Linked DNA regions of Homo sapiens: regions 1, 2, 3 and 4 are each linked to region 5. The links are chromatin contacts, found by Hi-C or POLR2A ChIA-PET in ENCODE. All regions are on one chromosome and are shown on one strand. The core of a region is the stretch at or near the end of the contact, and the rest is flanking DNA. Distances in the headings are between cores, read along the strand shown.

Region 1 (2,700 bases), core at 128-2,627, 450 kb after region 5:
AACCAAACAGTGCAGGACACAGAGTAGGCCCTCAAGAAATAGTTTTGGTTTTCATTGTTAAGACTTGTTTAGGGAAGGGAAGTGAGCTCCTTTAGCAGTTCAAGGTTTCCCTCCCACTCTGGGACAGGGTGGTAGAGGTATGAGAGTAGAGACTGCTGAGAGAATATGGTCTCTTTCATTGTGCTCTGTTTTCTCCTTTTGGCCTCATGGGGAGGCATGGACGGGTGTCATCAAAGGGTGACTTGAGGAAGTAGGAGAGCAAATGGCTTCTCCCTGGTTCTCAGAAGTCTAGGTCCCTCACCTGGCTCTTATCCACAATGCCTGTGCTGTTGGTAATAGTTCACGTGCACATGTCTCCTCCAGTTAGGTTGAAAAAAATCCTGCTGGCTCGCACTCCAACATGGGCTGCTTTGTATGTCTCCCTGGCAAGGCACACAGCAAATATTGGTTGTTGCCTTTGGAGGCCAGGTTAGCACAAAGCAAATAGGGCTTGGGTGGGCTCAGGGACAACTAAAGGGGTTGGATGACTAACTCCCTTTTCTGTGACCATCCCTGCCTCTTGTTTACTCCACTGAAAAAGGGCGTAGGGAGGTCAGTTGCCGCTGCTGATCTGCACAAAGGTCAAAGGCAGAGCCACCGAAAGTAGTCTGCTCCTGTTTTTGAAGCTTTCTTCTGTGGGTAATATTGCACTTTGTAAACACTTGGTACTCAATAAATTCCAGCACACATATGGAAGCAATGGTGCCAACTAGCTGGATTGAAAGTACTCGATACCCAGTGTCCAGAGCATTGGCTAATGGAGAGGAAGAGGTTCCCTCCACTTCTGACTATGGGTGTGCGGCACAAGCCCCTGGCGGGCCTCACACACCCTACTTAGCACCTGTCAATCTCCTGTCCTCTGTGAAAGAGCCTGCATTTCTCCCTGTTGGGCCCGCCACTTCTCCAGGATTTTTTCAGTGCTGTCTGTCCAAGTCTTTCTTCTGCTGGAAGTGTGGGAATGGGAAGTCAGCTCTAGCCATGGCTACAAATAATTCACCTTTCCAGCAGCCTGCGGGTTTTCTTCTTACCGGTACAACAGTGAGTCTCATTCTCAGAATCTCTGAGGCCTGGCCAGTGAGGCCCCTATTCTTCTTCCCCTGGCAGAGGCCAGCTCTGATGGTGTCCCCACCCAAAGGGCAGACACCCATGTGATTTCAGTGGTTCGGAGGAATAGGAACGGAATGGAAGGGTGAGGTCTTTTCTGCTGAAGCTCAAAGCACTGTGGATACAGGCCCATATGCGTAGCCTGAATCAGGGGCACTGAGTTCACTCTGCTCAGTTTGCTTATATGTTAGTTTATGGCAGCTGTGGTTGCAAATAGGATCAAATTGTGCAGTTTTTAATTCCGTGTAATGCTGCTGTGAAGATGGACTTAACTGCTTTTCAGTACAGTCATTATGACTCTCTTAACTTCCCTTACTCATGAAACCTAGCATGAGTCATGGCTGGAGAATCTCACTCCACCCCACGGCCCCCACTGTCCCGAGAAGCAGAAAGGCTGGGTTCCTGGGGTTTTTCTTCCTGGCAGTAAACCCCCTCCTCCCTGCAGGACTGTTATAACTGATCCACAGTTAGAACATCAGGGAGCCCATAACCACGCAGGGCGGGGGTTTCTCCTTACCAGCTTGCTCCCCATGCAGCAGGGAAGCGGGTGTCTGCTGCAAATCTCCCCGTGTGGGGGGATGGGAAGAACAATGAGGCTGAACAGACACAAAGGGAGCTGTCCTGTGCCCAGACAGCCCCAGTGACATCTTCAGGCCCAGCCAGGATCCTCCCTTCCCAAAATGGAGCCTGTTTGCTCCCAGTATTAGTAGGGCTCTTTCGATTGCAAAGGACAAAAACTCCTCACTTAGGCTGCTATATTCGTTTGCTAGGGCTGTCTTAACAAAGTCCCACAGACTGGATGGCTCAAATATGGATTGTCTCACAGTTCTGGAGACTGGAAGGCCAAGATCAAGTTGTCTGCAGGGTTGATTCCTTCTGAGGCCTCTCTCCTCAGCTTGCAGAAGACTGTCTTCTCTGCAAATGCATGTGGTCCTCCATCTGCATATGTCTATGTCTTCCTCTTTTAAAAGGACACACTCCTGTTGGATTAGGCTCCACCCTCGTGACCTCATTTAACCGTAATTGCCTCTTTAAAGACCCTATCTCCACTTAAGGTCACATTCTGAGGGACTGGGGGTTAGGACTTCAACATGCCAGTTTTCTGGTGGGAGGACAAAATTACTTGGCTTCCCAGAGCAAAAGCCTGTTTAAGGATGTTGATGGCCTGGAGCTGAGCAAGGCCAATGTGGGGCAGCCCCAGACAGCTTTCCACTTCTGTCTCCACAGCCTTTCCATTCCCTCTGGTTGAAGTCAGGTGTTTCTGTTATATGCACTCCTAACACCCCTCTGTTTTCCACATGGATTTACCACCTCTGTATTTAAATAATGTGTTGTGAAGTCATTTGGTTAATGTCCATCTTCCTGGTTAGATGGAAGCATCAGGGCCGCTAGACGAGTCACCGTCTTCTTTGCAGCAACCCTAGTACTTGGCCCAGGCTGGGCACATAAAAGATGCTCAATTCATAGTTGCTGAATTGAAAGTCCTTTGCTCTTGGTGCTTCTGCTCCTCTGCCTCCTTACTGGCCAGTCAACCCCACAGTAGCCTTGATCCACTTG
Region 2 (2,700 bases), core at 12-2,511, 380 kb after region 5:
GAAGTAAACCATTCAGTAGGCTAGAATTATCACTAGAAATCAAACACTACATCCCAATCATCTTCTTAGTCAAGCCAGAAAAAGTCTTATTAACTCTTACAAGCACATGATAACAGTGAAGTCAATTGATGTTATTTCTGGTTTCACAACTTGCCCAATTCAAAATGTGGAAAGATGAGTAGCTCCTAGGGGGATGTTATATTCTTATTTTGCTCTTATAAATATGAAGGATTACTATGAATAGCATATGCTTTCCTTAATTCTTCAAAGCCCCAGTTCTTTAAAGGAGATTAAAAATTTAATCATTACTACGTTTTGTGAAAGGAAAACCATAAACATTAGTAGTCTTACTGAAACCTCCTGAAATTGCTAGAATGACCCAGATGTTTCAGTCTGGCACAGAATCCACACACCTTACTCTTGCAGCCTTTATTAACACCTCAGTTTGGTAATCTATGGACTCGGGTAACCCCATTTCTAAATCTCAGAAAGGTATAAATAAGATCATTTTCAATTGAGAATTATAAAAATCTCAAATTCTCAGTATTTGAAAAATTCACAATATTAGATGCTAGAAACTACTTGGATTTGCTTTCTTCCTGTATATTCATTCATGCATTTTATTTATTTACTTTTTGGTAGGCTAGTAAAGTACTAAGAGTGTTTCAGATATACTAGTTTGTATTGTCTCTTGGGAAACTAGGATTGGGCGCGCAGATACATCGCCATCTGCTGGTCAGTTTATCTGTGGTGAAACTGCAGCTTTCTTGAGACTTGTCTAGAAATTCTAGAAAGCACTGCCTTAGAATAGGAGAGGTACAGGAAATTTGGAGAGTCTTTTTCACAAGCACTTCATTTGACAACATTTACTGGTAGTGTATCTTTTTTAAGGTTTTGAAAATATTTTTCATAGTAATTTCTATTGAAAATTATAAAATTTTCAGAACAGTAGATATTTTGGTCATTTTTTAATCAAATTTAAGATCCTGAAAATGATAAGACAAAGATATACATTTTTTTCTAGGGTCATGGGGGAGCATTTTCCCCCATATATTTTGATTTTCATTTATGCATGTGTTCTGTACTATTTGAGTGCATATAGAACTTCAGTGGCATTTAGATATTTTGTGGGACCACCAGATTAATGAGACACATTGAATAGAATAAACCAGTTAGTATCCATGACTAAAAACATGTTTGAAATAAAATTGAATCTCTCTGAGACAGAAAGGCAAACTTATTTTTTCCCCGTAGCACATCCGTTTGTTTAGGGCTGAGTAATCCTTTAAGAATTGCTGAACTTCCCCCAAGTGCTGAAAACCTAATTCTGTTTTAAAAATAGCTGTAAGTAATTCTGTCCTCATACATATATTTTACATGTTTAACAAAAAAGATTCTTATCTTCATAAACTGTAATGATGTCTTAGGCCCAAACTCCAATTAGGGTTGGTTTGTTTTTTTTAAGTTTGTATGCTTAATAACGACAACTTGGGAAGCATTTTCAGAGTGCTGCGAAAAATAACTCATAAGAATACAGTATTTGGAAGCACAGAGACTGATTTTTATTTTTTGGATTTCAGTGGAGTGTTAATATTTCAAATACGTGAGAATAGGAAACTTCCTCTTCAGAACTACAATCACAGCCGTAAATACAGTAGAGTCATAGCAGTAGATGCAATAGAATCTCATCATGAAACTCCATGAATTTTGAACTAATCACATCACCAAAGGAGCTCCAATACTGAAAAATGAAATACATTGAAAATATATCTCAAGATGAAATGAAAATTCTAAGTGTTACTAAAGCTTCTGACTAATGTTCTCTGTGATATTCATTTCCTTTGAAGTCAACTGTTAATCTCAGCATTCAAAAGTAGTTTGTTTAAATACTGATTTAAAAAAGAAAAATAATTCTGAAGAGTGGTACTTCTGGTAGACTTTCCTTATTTGTCTTTGTTTTGTTGGTTTACTTTTTCACTTTGCTCCTGCACTTTCTCATGGCATACTAGTTAATAGAACGAGTTTCTCAACCCAGGCGGGCTGTTTGCACCATCACTAGCTTGGGCAAGTTACTTCTTTGTGCTTCCTTATATTCTGTGAAATAAGTAATATGTACCTCACAGGTTTGTGTAAAGATTAAGTGAGGAAATAACTTGTGTAGAATACTACCAAGCATACAGTAGGCATCTAAAAAACAAAGATGTTAGCTGTTTTCATGGATCTCTGCCCAGAGTCCCTTCCCTGTTTCTGTGTTTCTAACATCTCTCCTCTCAACCTCCCGGGCCCAATTCATTTATTTCACTTTATAATTAGATCAGCAGATATTAACACCTTGCAACTTGCTATTACCTAATCAGATTTTACCCCATTTTAGTCACTTTTTAATATTACTGTTGCTTCTCCATGTTGTTTTTAAAGAGTGCTTTCAACTTCTGTGTTTTCAGTTGACAGATGTTTTATTTTTTCCCAGAGAAGTTTCTATTAAATGAGTTATATTAGTTTAAAATTAAGTAGAAAAGAATACCTATTTAGTTAATGTGCTAAAACTAAGTGATTTATAATGGCTGAATACCTGACATCAAGGTATATCTTCTGGCACTGATTTTGGCTTTGGTGGTTTGGGGCCACTTAACTATATGCATGGCTCTTGTGGATGACCCAGTTGCAGCTATTAATTTAGAGTAGAACATGGTGTGTCTT
Region 3 (2,700 bases), core at 36-2,535, 440 kb before region 5:
GTTTTTACATTTAACCTTTATCCGCCTGTAACTTAGTTTGGTATAAATTATAAAAAACAGATTTGATGACTTTTCCAAATGTCTCACCATTTGTCTTACTACTATTTATTGGGTGGCTCAATTTTTCTTCCCAAATTTCAAATGTCAATCTTGCTAGTACTAAATTCATGTGTGTGTTTGGGGTTGCTTTTAGAGGTTTCTATTCTGTTCCATTGTTCTGTTTACTGTTACTACAGTCTCATTTTATTTCACTGATTGTACTGATAGGTGGTATAAAAGATAGTAATGCCTGGAAATGCAAGTCTTCATTTTATCATTGTTCTTTTTAAGTTTTCCTGACTATTCTCACTGGTATGTTTAACATATTTTTTGCTGACTTGAGCATCCAACAAAATATATATGTAGCTGTGACCTATACTTTCATTTCATCAACTGCTAATTGCACAAGGGACATCTATCGGGTGTTTACTTTGTGCCAGGCTCTGTTCTAAATGTTTTATATGCATCAACTCATTCAATGCTAGCAGCAACCCTGTAAGATCGATACCTTTATTGCTCATGTTTTATGAAAGAGGAAACGCAAGCATGGAGAGGCAAGGTTAATTTGCCCAAGGTCACACAGCTGGCGTGTGGCTAAACTAGCCGTTGCATGTAAATAAGACTGCCTGCCCACTCAACCCAGGCAATCTGATTTCAGAGCTCACTGCCTCTCAAACAGTATGGCAGGGGTTAATACTATCTTGATTCTTTGCTTTAAACTGGAGATACTGTAATTTAATAATCGTTTGATATGCCAAAATGACTACAAACACTGTTCAAATCAGCGTTTTACACACATTCTATAGCAATGTAATACTTTTCCTCTTTAAAGTATTGAAGGATGAAATTTTCTTCAAATTATACAATACTACTTAAAGTGTTAAATTCCAATAAAGGAGAAAAAAAAGGCAGCAAACTATTGCCAGAAGAGCCCTGGATTGAGCAACAGGGAAACAAAAGTTCTAGTCCTTGTTGTGTTGCTAATTAGCTTCCTGCCTCCACCCCCACACGGACACATACACCCACCCAAAATATTGTCCTTATTAGTCTGTAACCCTGGCTAAATTACAATATTACAGATTCATTCCTTCAGGTTAACTCTCTTTCTGAGATGTGACTAGCCCTGGTGACGTACTACTTGTCAGAGTATTGATTATTTGCCCTGTTTTGAGATTTTAATTCCTCTTAATCAGGAACATTGCCCTGACAAGATAGGAGTTGTCATGGTTCAACAGGGAGCCAGGAATAGAAAGCAATGTTATTCTGGAGGCTGAAAGGCTGTGAGAGGTATGTGTGGTGAGGGACCACAGCTGACAGAAACAGGCTATGGGGAGTAGCTTGGGTATCTCAGGTGACAGAGAGTGGTGAGAGGGGAAGCTGAGAGGAGGAAGATGGTCCTGTGGAGGGAATGTGGGTAGAGCCTCCTCTACTTGAAGTTTTCCCAGCGCTGGTGCTGGGCGCAGCCAAGGATTCTAAAAGAAGGCCTTCCTCTGGGGATCAGGAAGGGAGAGGGAATATGAAAAGAGTCTGCCCTCTTGACATTGACCCAGAGTCTCCACGAGTCATTGGAAAAGATGCATGAGAAGCTGCATCTAAGGGCATGCAAACATATACACACAACACCATAAAAGGAGAAAGCTTTTTAGGCTTTCTTCAACTCATCAGGCTTGTGAATTTCTTTAATAAAAATCTCGGAACATCATGGCTCTACCAAACCTTTGCCTATTCGTCATTGCCACAGTGATACTGACTTTTGAATTCCAGTACCAGGGGAAAAAGATGTGTGTGTGGTGGGGGGAGGAGGGAAATAGTATCACCTTTTATGTAAATTCTTACTTGCTCATACAAATACTTTCTTTTTTTTTGTTTTATGGGGGTGTGGGTGGAAAAGTTTCAGTGTTTTTGCTGATTATAGAAGCAGTGAATGCTTACTCTAAAAAAAAAAATCAATGACACAAAGAAGAGAAATTCTGTCACCCTACCACATTGTAGTGTGTCTCTTCCAGATTTTTTTTCAAATTGGATCACACTGTTCTGCAATTGGCATTTTAACTTAACATATACAATAACTGTAGCATTCCATCTCATCTATTACTGTCCATAGTATTCCATTATATGTATGTACCATAATTTATTCAACAAACCAAGCTGATAAACATTTAGGTCATGATAATTTTTTATTATATATCATCCTTGTATTAATTGTTCCCAATGTATCATAATTTCCTAAGGGAAGAGGAACTAAATGACACATGTATAAAATTTTACTATACATTTTCCTATTTCTACAGTTTGTTTATATCTTTTTTCATGTCTTTTGCTGGTATCCAGCTCTTTTGTAGAAACCTCTTAAATTTGTCCTTTGTTCTTTGTTCCACTTCACAATTGGTAGAACACGGGTCAATAGGGAGCTCAAAGGTTCTCAAATTTGGGGCATCGTGTAATCTTTAGATCTTAAAGAAATCTTTCTAGGAGTAGCAGACATCAAGCTACTGGCAAATGAAAATTCTATGTGAAAAGACTACCTCAACAAAGGAGTGAAGTTCTATGTCCTCGGTGTTCTGTCATATAATTACATTTTCATTATGATTGTTCTGGTAAAAATGAGTCAGGGAGAAAAGTGTACCGTTTTAGGCTTGATTACCTAGGATCACATGAGAG
Region 4 (2,700 bases), core at 142-2,641, 460 kb before region 5:
GGTAGTTCAAGGCTATAGTGCACTATGATAACACCACTGAATAGCCACTACACTTCAGCCTGGGAAACATAACAAGACCCCATCTCGGGGAAAAAAATGATGGGGTGTCATTTCTGTGGTTCAATTTGAAAAGACTGTGACCTCCTCTTGCTATTATTCTCTCACTCTCGCCTTCTCAGCTTGCAAGCATGGATGCAGCAAGCTGCCATGTGTGCAAGGCCCACAGGCAAGGAACTGAAAGTGGCCTCTACTAACAAGGAATCAAGGCTCTCACTCAAACACTCTATGAATCCAATCAACAACCACATAAGTGAGCTTCAAATCAGATCTTTTCCCAGTTGAGCCTTCTTAAGAGACCATACGGCTGGCCTACACCTTGATTATAGCCTTGTGAGAGACCATGAAGCAGAGAACCCTGCTAGTTTATGCCAGGATTTTGAACCACAGAAACTGAGATAATAAATGTGTGCTATTTTATGCCACCAAACTTTGGGTAAATTGTTACAAGGTATAGACAACTGATACAGCTGTTTTTGCATGACAACACTAGAGTTGATTATTGTTACAGGGACCATATGATTCATAAAGAATAATATATTTACTATCTGGCTTTTTACAGAAAAAGTTCTGTGTGAGAATGCAAGCAAGGAGGCTGGCAGGTATAGTCTTCCATGACTCAGAAAGGAGGGAAGAACCAGCTCCACGAGCACTAGTAACTAGATGAGCTACATGAGCACTAGACAATTACTGCCCTCTGATGTCCTGATGTACATCAAATGTCTATTTTGAACTCAAACTGCTTTCTTGGTATGACATCAGAACTTCTTCTTAAGTGTATAAAAGTTGAAGGCTCAGGAGAGCCAGTGATATATGTGTTCTCCCACACCACTCACAATCTGGTCCCCTTTATTTCCTGGAAAGTCCTGCAAAGGCTTTGGAATGAGACTACTTCAGTGATTCTGATGAGGAGTAAGACTTGGAAATTACCACTTTAAACTTCCCCAGAAAATCTCTTTTACAGAATTAATGTGCTTAACATACTGGTTCACAGAATAAGTGCTTCTTAAAGCAAAAGGGAATTTACCCTCTATCTGGGCCAAATGTGTCATTTTCTAGGTGAGAAAAATGAGGCTCGGAGAGCTTAAAAGGCTTTCTAAAGGCCACAGAGCCCCAGGTTTAAAGGAAAAGTGAAAGCAGATTCATTAATTCTCACCCCAGGGCATTTAAAAACTATTATTTAATTCAGTCTTTGAGCAAATTATCACAAGATCTGATTCAATTAAATGTGAATTTATATGATTTTACTGCATTAAGAATCATCTGATCTGCATGTTGGTTGAACAATTTACGTCAAGAAAAGTCTTTTATTACTTAATTTGCATTTTCTACCGAAGGCACCCATAAATAAGTCAGCATCGCCCTCTACTGGATGATTTGTATTTGTTACTCATTCGTTGCATCCAACATGATTTATGTAGAATTTTGGATATTTTTTCTTAATTTCAATGAAAGGTACATGAAAACCAGGACATTCCAGCTGTTTGGATATTCCCCTATGCCTATTAATCTGGTTGGATAACATTTTCCTCTTCCAAAAGAGGCCTTGATTTTCTAGTTTTGAGAATTATAAGTTTAAACAATGAATTCCAACATGTTAACAAAGAAGGAAAAGACAGAGTCAGAGAAACCAAGAGATGCAGATAGAGATGAGGAAAAGCTAGAGAGAGAGATATTAGAAGAGAGGGACAATTCTGGTCAGAGTGAAAGCAGACTGTTTTTCTACTTTGGCAGCTTCAAAAATAAACTCAAATAAATGCTTTCTTTGTGGCATCACTAGCTGCAGTTTTTATAATGCATATGCTAGTTCTAGCTCATGGAATAAACTTTTTATCTTCTTGAGACCACATTTAAGCTGTGAGCTGGGTTGACTACAATGATCGGTTCTTCTGCCTGTGAAAATGGTATGCTCCTATCAAAGCAGATTAAATTGTGGTTGGTTGGGAGTCAGCCAGCAAACTGTTAATAGCATTAAAACTGACTGAATTGCGGCTTAAATTTCGACATATAAGGTAAGAAAAAATAAACAGTAATAAAAAGATACCACTGCACACTTAGCTCTCACATTACAAAAAAAGAAGAATAACAAGTATAAATTAAATCATGTGATGTAAATTACTATAACAAGAACATCTAGTCGCAGTTGCAACAAGGCAAATGCAAATGCAAATGAGTGAGTCATCATTTCTGGGTTAAGCATCTGCAACCCAGACTCTTCAGCCCCGACCTCTATCATCTAGCCCAGAAACAGCTTCAGATCCTGGAAAGAATATGGGCTTTGGCATAGACACACCTGCATTCAAATTGCAGCTCTGCCACTGTGTGGCCTTGAGAAAAGCCTTGCTTTCCTTATCTGTAAGGTGGAGGTAATTGTATATAATTCATACAGTTTGGGAGAAATTAAATGAAATAAAGCATAGAAATCACTTAATACAGTATCTGCCATATATGGCTACTACACAACTCCAGGTGACACACACAGGCCATCATTTCCAAGCAACACATCCAAAACTCTCTCTCTCTCTACCTCTTCGTCCCTAATTACTACCCCCACTATTCACATGGTTGTCCAAGCCATAAGTTTGAGCACCACCCCAGATTCCATGTTCCTGCTCACCTCCATATATGCTTGCAAAACTTCTA
Region 5 (2,700 bases), core at 131-2,630:
AGCTAGTGAGAAATGAAGCAGGCTACCTCTAAACCAAAAGACTATCAAGAGAGAGCTGTGGAGAACCAGGCGGGAGTGGGGGCAGAGCCAATGTCTCAGGCCAGCTTCACCCCTCTGGGGAGCAAGAGGAGAGAGGTTCGCGAACCTCAGCTCCCACCAAACCCCTTTCCTTGCGACACCAATCAACATTTCACTGCCCGTTGATTTAGAAACTCACTCTCCACCCACCACTCATAGCCGCGGCCAGCCAGGGAGGCATAAAGACCAAATCTAGCGCCAATATTTCCCGACACTCACATCCCAGAGAAACCCACGCGCGGGTGCTCAAAGCAAATGAGGCCCCATCCTTAGCAAGGAACCTCAGAGTTCATGAACTTTCGCTGCAGCGCCGCGGAGGGCCTGCGCGCCGCCCCGTGGACGGGCTCCGGCCGGCGGGGAGGACTTGGTGGCTGGTGCCTGCGGGGGCGGGAGGGGGCGGAGGAGAAAGGACGGCTTCCTAGGGTCGCCCGAGTCGCGGGAAGCACGCCGCGTACCTTTCCTTGGCCTCCGCGGCCCGGTCTCTTTGCCTCCGGTTCTTAAACCAGTTGCTGACCTGGGTGGTGGTGAGGCCGGTGGCCTCGGCCAGCTCCCGCTTCTCACGCGGCGATGGGTAGGGATTGTGCGCGTACCACTCCCGCAGGACACCCCTCGACTTCTCCTTGAAGCAGTAGCTGGTCTCCTCGCCGTCCCAGATGGTGCGCGGCAGTGGAAATTTTCGGCGCACCCGATATTTGCCCACGGCGCCCAGGGGTCGGCCGCGCAGCTTCTCGGCCTCCACGTAATGCGCCTTCAGCCACAGTTGCTGCAGTTTGGGGTGGTTGTGAGGCGAGAACTGGTGGCTCTCCAGGATCTTGTAGAGCTCACGGAAGTTGCCGCGGTGGAAGGCGACCACCGCCTTGGCCTTGAGTACGCTCTCGTTCTTGTGCAGGTGGTCGCAGGCGGGCAGTGACCACAGGAACCTGCCCAGGCGCTCCAGGTTTCCGCCTTGCTGCAGAACCTCGCACACGCACGCCACTTGCTCCTGCGTAAAGCCAAACGACGGCAGCATCGACATGGCTGGGGCCTGCCGGGGCGCACGGCCCAGGCGCACGCGGCAGGGAGCAGAGCCGAGAGGCAGGGGGCGGCGGCCGCAGGGAGGGGGGCGCGGCTGTTCCTAACCTCCTCCTTAGGCTTTGCAAAGGCGAAAACCGGAGTCGGAACTTGGCGGTGGGCGGCCAAGGAAGAGAAGGCGGAGGAGTAGGGGAGGTTCTGGACACGGAACGGCCGGCGCACTCAGTAGCCTTTAAGGCCTTGCTGCCTCCGACCTCCCGCCCGGTGGATGCTGCTAGTTGCCGGGGAACTTGGTTTCTGTTCTCCCCGCAGCGGCCTTAAAGCGCGCAGCGTCCCCGGCACGCTGATTGGCTGCCGGCGGCGCCTATCCGGGGCTGGCCAGCCAGCGCGCCGCCCGGCTGGGCAGAGAGGCCGCACCGCCCAGAGCGGGGAGGGCGAGGCTGCGGAGCTGGGGGTTGGGGGTGTTGCCGGGGCTGCGCGGGTAGGGAGTGGTGGGAGGAGAAGGAAGAGGAAAGGTGGGAAGCCAGTTGGGGTCTGAGGGAGCTGCGCTGCGGAGGTGTGGGGAGGTAGGGAGTGGGTGAGCGCGTCAGGACCCTGCAACGCGGGACCCGTCGCCAGTATCACCTAAGGGGAGTCGCGCACAACTCCGCACAAATCAATGACTCCAAACCTTAATTCCTCCCCTCTCCCTCCGTACTCTTGTCCTCATCCCTTGCAGACTTGCCCTCTCCCGGTGAGCTCATATTTAATTACTTTAATGTTGGAATGAATAAATAATGGATTGATGAATAGCTTATGGAACGCGATAAATAATTCAAGAGCAGACCAGGGTCCGCGCATGCAGCCTCTGGAAGAGTGGCTTCGGGTTGGCTTCAGCTCGAGGAGTCCAACCCTATTTCCTCCTCCCTCCCCCCACCAACTACCACTGTCCTCCCCCCACTGCTGCACACCACCCTCCAAAGGGCACAAGTACTCCCAGTCGGACAGCGTTTCCCTCGTTCACAAAAGACCTCCATGATTTGAGACCAGGCAGAGAGCTGTTTAGAGCATACTTGCTGAGCACCTAGAGACTCCGAGCGTTCATTTGTGATTTGGTATCTTAATGTTCTGCGATTGAAACCAGCAGGTTCCTGAAGCTTCTGGACTCAATTTCCCCATCTGTGCGGTTGTGTTTTGCAGTGCCACCTCTGCTACTGAGGAATGCCGAGAGGCTTTACTTGCTATTAGCAAAAATGCTTTGGGAACCTCGTACGAAAGGCGCTGGATGTGGTGTAAATTAAATAAAACTGTGCCCGGCTCCAATAACCGTCCGGTTGTAATATAATCCTTACCCTGCTCTGAGAGGGACACTGCCCTCAAAGCGAGAACGACAGCGGCTCCAAGAAGATTAAATAAAGAGGTGTGTGTGTGTGTGTGTGTGTGTGTATGTGTGTGTGTGTGTGTGTTGCAATGCTGGCCTATTTTGCTGCCAGGGAATGAGAGATGCACTGCAATTTAAGTCCCATCATCTGCTGTTTTGTTTATGTGTGGAGAATGCTTAGTAAAACTGCACAAACAAGTGAAGTTGTAATTATCTTAAGCCTCATTTGCACACCTAGTTCCAAAGCAATA

What was found. A loop is a pair of places that touch in the nucleus more often than their neighbours do. ChIA-PET counts read pairs that join two places held with the same protein, here RNA polymerase II (POLR2A). Pooled maps may share reads with other maps.
Region 1: a map of PC-3 shows a loop between it and region 5 (6-fold over the local background). The contact joins the enhancer-like site here to the promoter of SIX1 in region 5. A Hi-C loop is called at or near these places in 4 of 168 maps with a recorded cell type or tissue (IMR-90, PC-3, chondrocyte and 1 more), 19 of 37 single-sample maps with no recorded cell type and 7 of 50 pooled maps. POLR2A ChIA-PET finds 5 or more read pairs at or near these places in 2 of 52 experiments (H1 and OCI-LY7).
Region 2: a loop to region 5 is called in a map of PC-3, with 8 times the contacts of the local background. The contact joins the enhancer-like site here to the promoter of SIX1 in region 5. A Hi-C loop is called at or near these places in 37 of 168 maps with a recorded cell type or tissue (A673, B cell, CD14-positive monocyte and 30 more), 37 of 37 single-sample maps with no recorded cell type and 30 of 50 pooled maps. POLR2A ChIA-PET finds 5 or more read pairs at or near these places in 7 of 52 experiments (AG04449, HEK293T, OCI-LY7 and 4 more).
Region 3: a loop to region 5 is called in a map with no recorded cell type, with 4 times the contacts of the local background. The contact joins the enhancer-like site here to the promoter of SIX1 in region 5. A Hi-C loop is called at or near these places in 11 of 37 single-sample maps with no recorded cell type and 3 of 50 pooled maps. POLR2A ChIA-PET finds 5 or more read pairs at or near these places in 2 of 52 experiments (K562 and WTC11).
Region 4: a loop to region 5 is called in a map with no recorded cell type, with 2.3 times the contacts of the local background. The contact joins the enhancer-like site here to the promoter of SIX1 in region 5. A Hi-C loop is called at or near these places in 1 of 168 maps with a recorded cell type or tissue (gastrocnemius medialis), 1 of 37 single-sample maps with no recorded cell type and 1 of 50 pooled maps.

What each region holds. Positions count from the first base shown.
Region 1 is chr14:61,102,459-61,105,158 of GRCh38, forward strand. No RefSeq gene overlaps it. Among named protein-coding and RNA genes, the nearest start is that of SLC38A6, 120 kb to the left of the region's middle. RefSeq lists enhancers at 892-2,091, 1,461-2,375. Within about 2 kb of position 1,378, at least 22 of the 41 ENCODE cell types and tissues checked have a DNase peak (open chromatin) inside an H3K27ac peak, as active enhancers do; they include IMR-90, PC-3 and endothelial cell of umbilical vein, where a contact is called at or near this core.
Region 2 is chr14:61,024,695-61,027,394 of GRCh38, forward strand. The region is part of intron 5 of SLC38A6 (solute carrier family 38 member 6); the gene reads left to right. Among named protein-coding and RNA genes, the nearest start is that of SLC38A6, 45 kb to the left of the region's middle. Within about 2 kb of position 1,262, at least 3 of the 41 ENCODE cell types and tissues checked have a DNase peak (open chromatin) inside an H3K27ac peak, as active enhancers do; they include IMR-90, PC-3 and endothelial cell of umbilical vein, where a contact is called at or near this core.
Region 3 is chr14:60,203,680-60,206,379 of GRCh38, forward strand. No RefSeq gene overlaps it. Among named protein-coding and RNA genes, the nearest start is that of DHRS7, 40 kb to the left of the region's middle. Within about 2 kb of position 1,286, at least 2 of the 41 ENCODE cell types and tissues checked have a DNase peak (open chromatin) inside an H3K27ac peak, as active enhancers do.
Region 4 is chr14:60,183,105-60,185,804 of GRCh38, forward strand. No RefSeq gene overlaps it. Among named protein-coding and RNA genes, the nearest start is that of DHRS7, 19 kb to the left of the region's middle. Within about 2 kb of position 1,392, at least 9 of the 41 ENCODE cell types and tissues checked have a DNase peak (open chromatin) inside an H3K27ac peak, as active enhancers do.
Region 5 is chr14:60,648,097-60,650,796 of GRCh38, forward strand. It overlaps SIX1 (SIX homeobox 1), which reads right to left and starts at 1,381. Exons shown (of 2, transcript NM_005982.4): 1 at 534-1,381. The coding sequence starts at 1,093. It overlaps MIR9718 (microRNA 9718), which reads left to right and starts at 552; the gene lies at 552-615. RefSeq lists enhancers at 1-44, 45-666, 667-1,287 and a silencer at 1,298-1,537.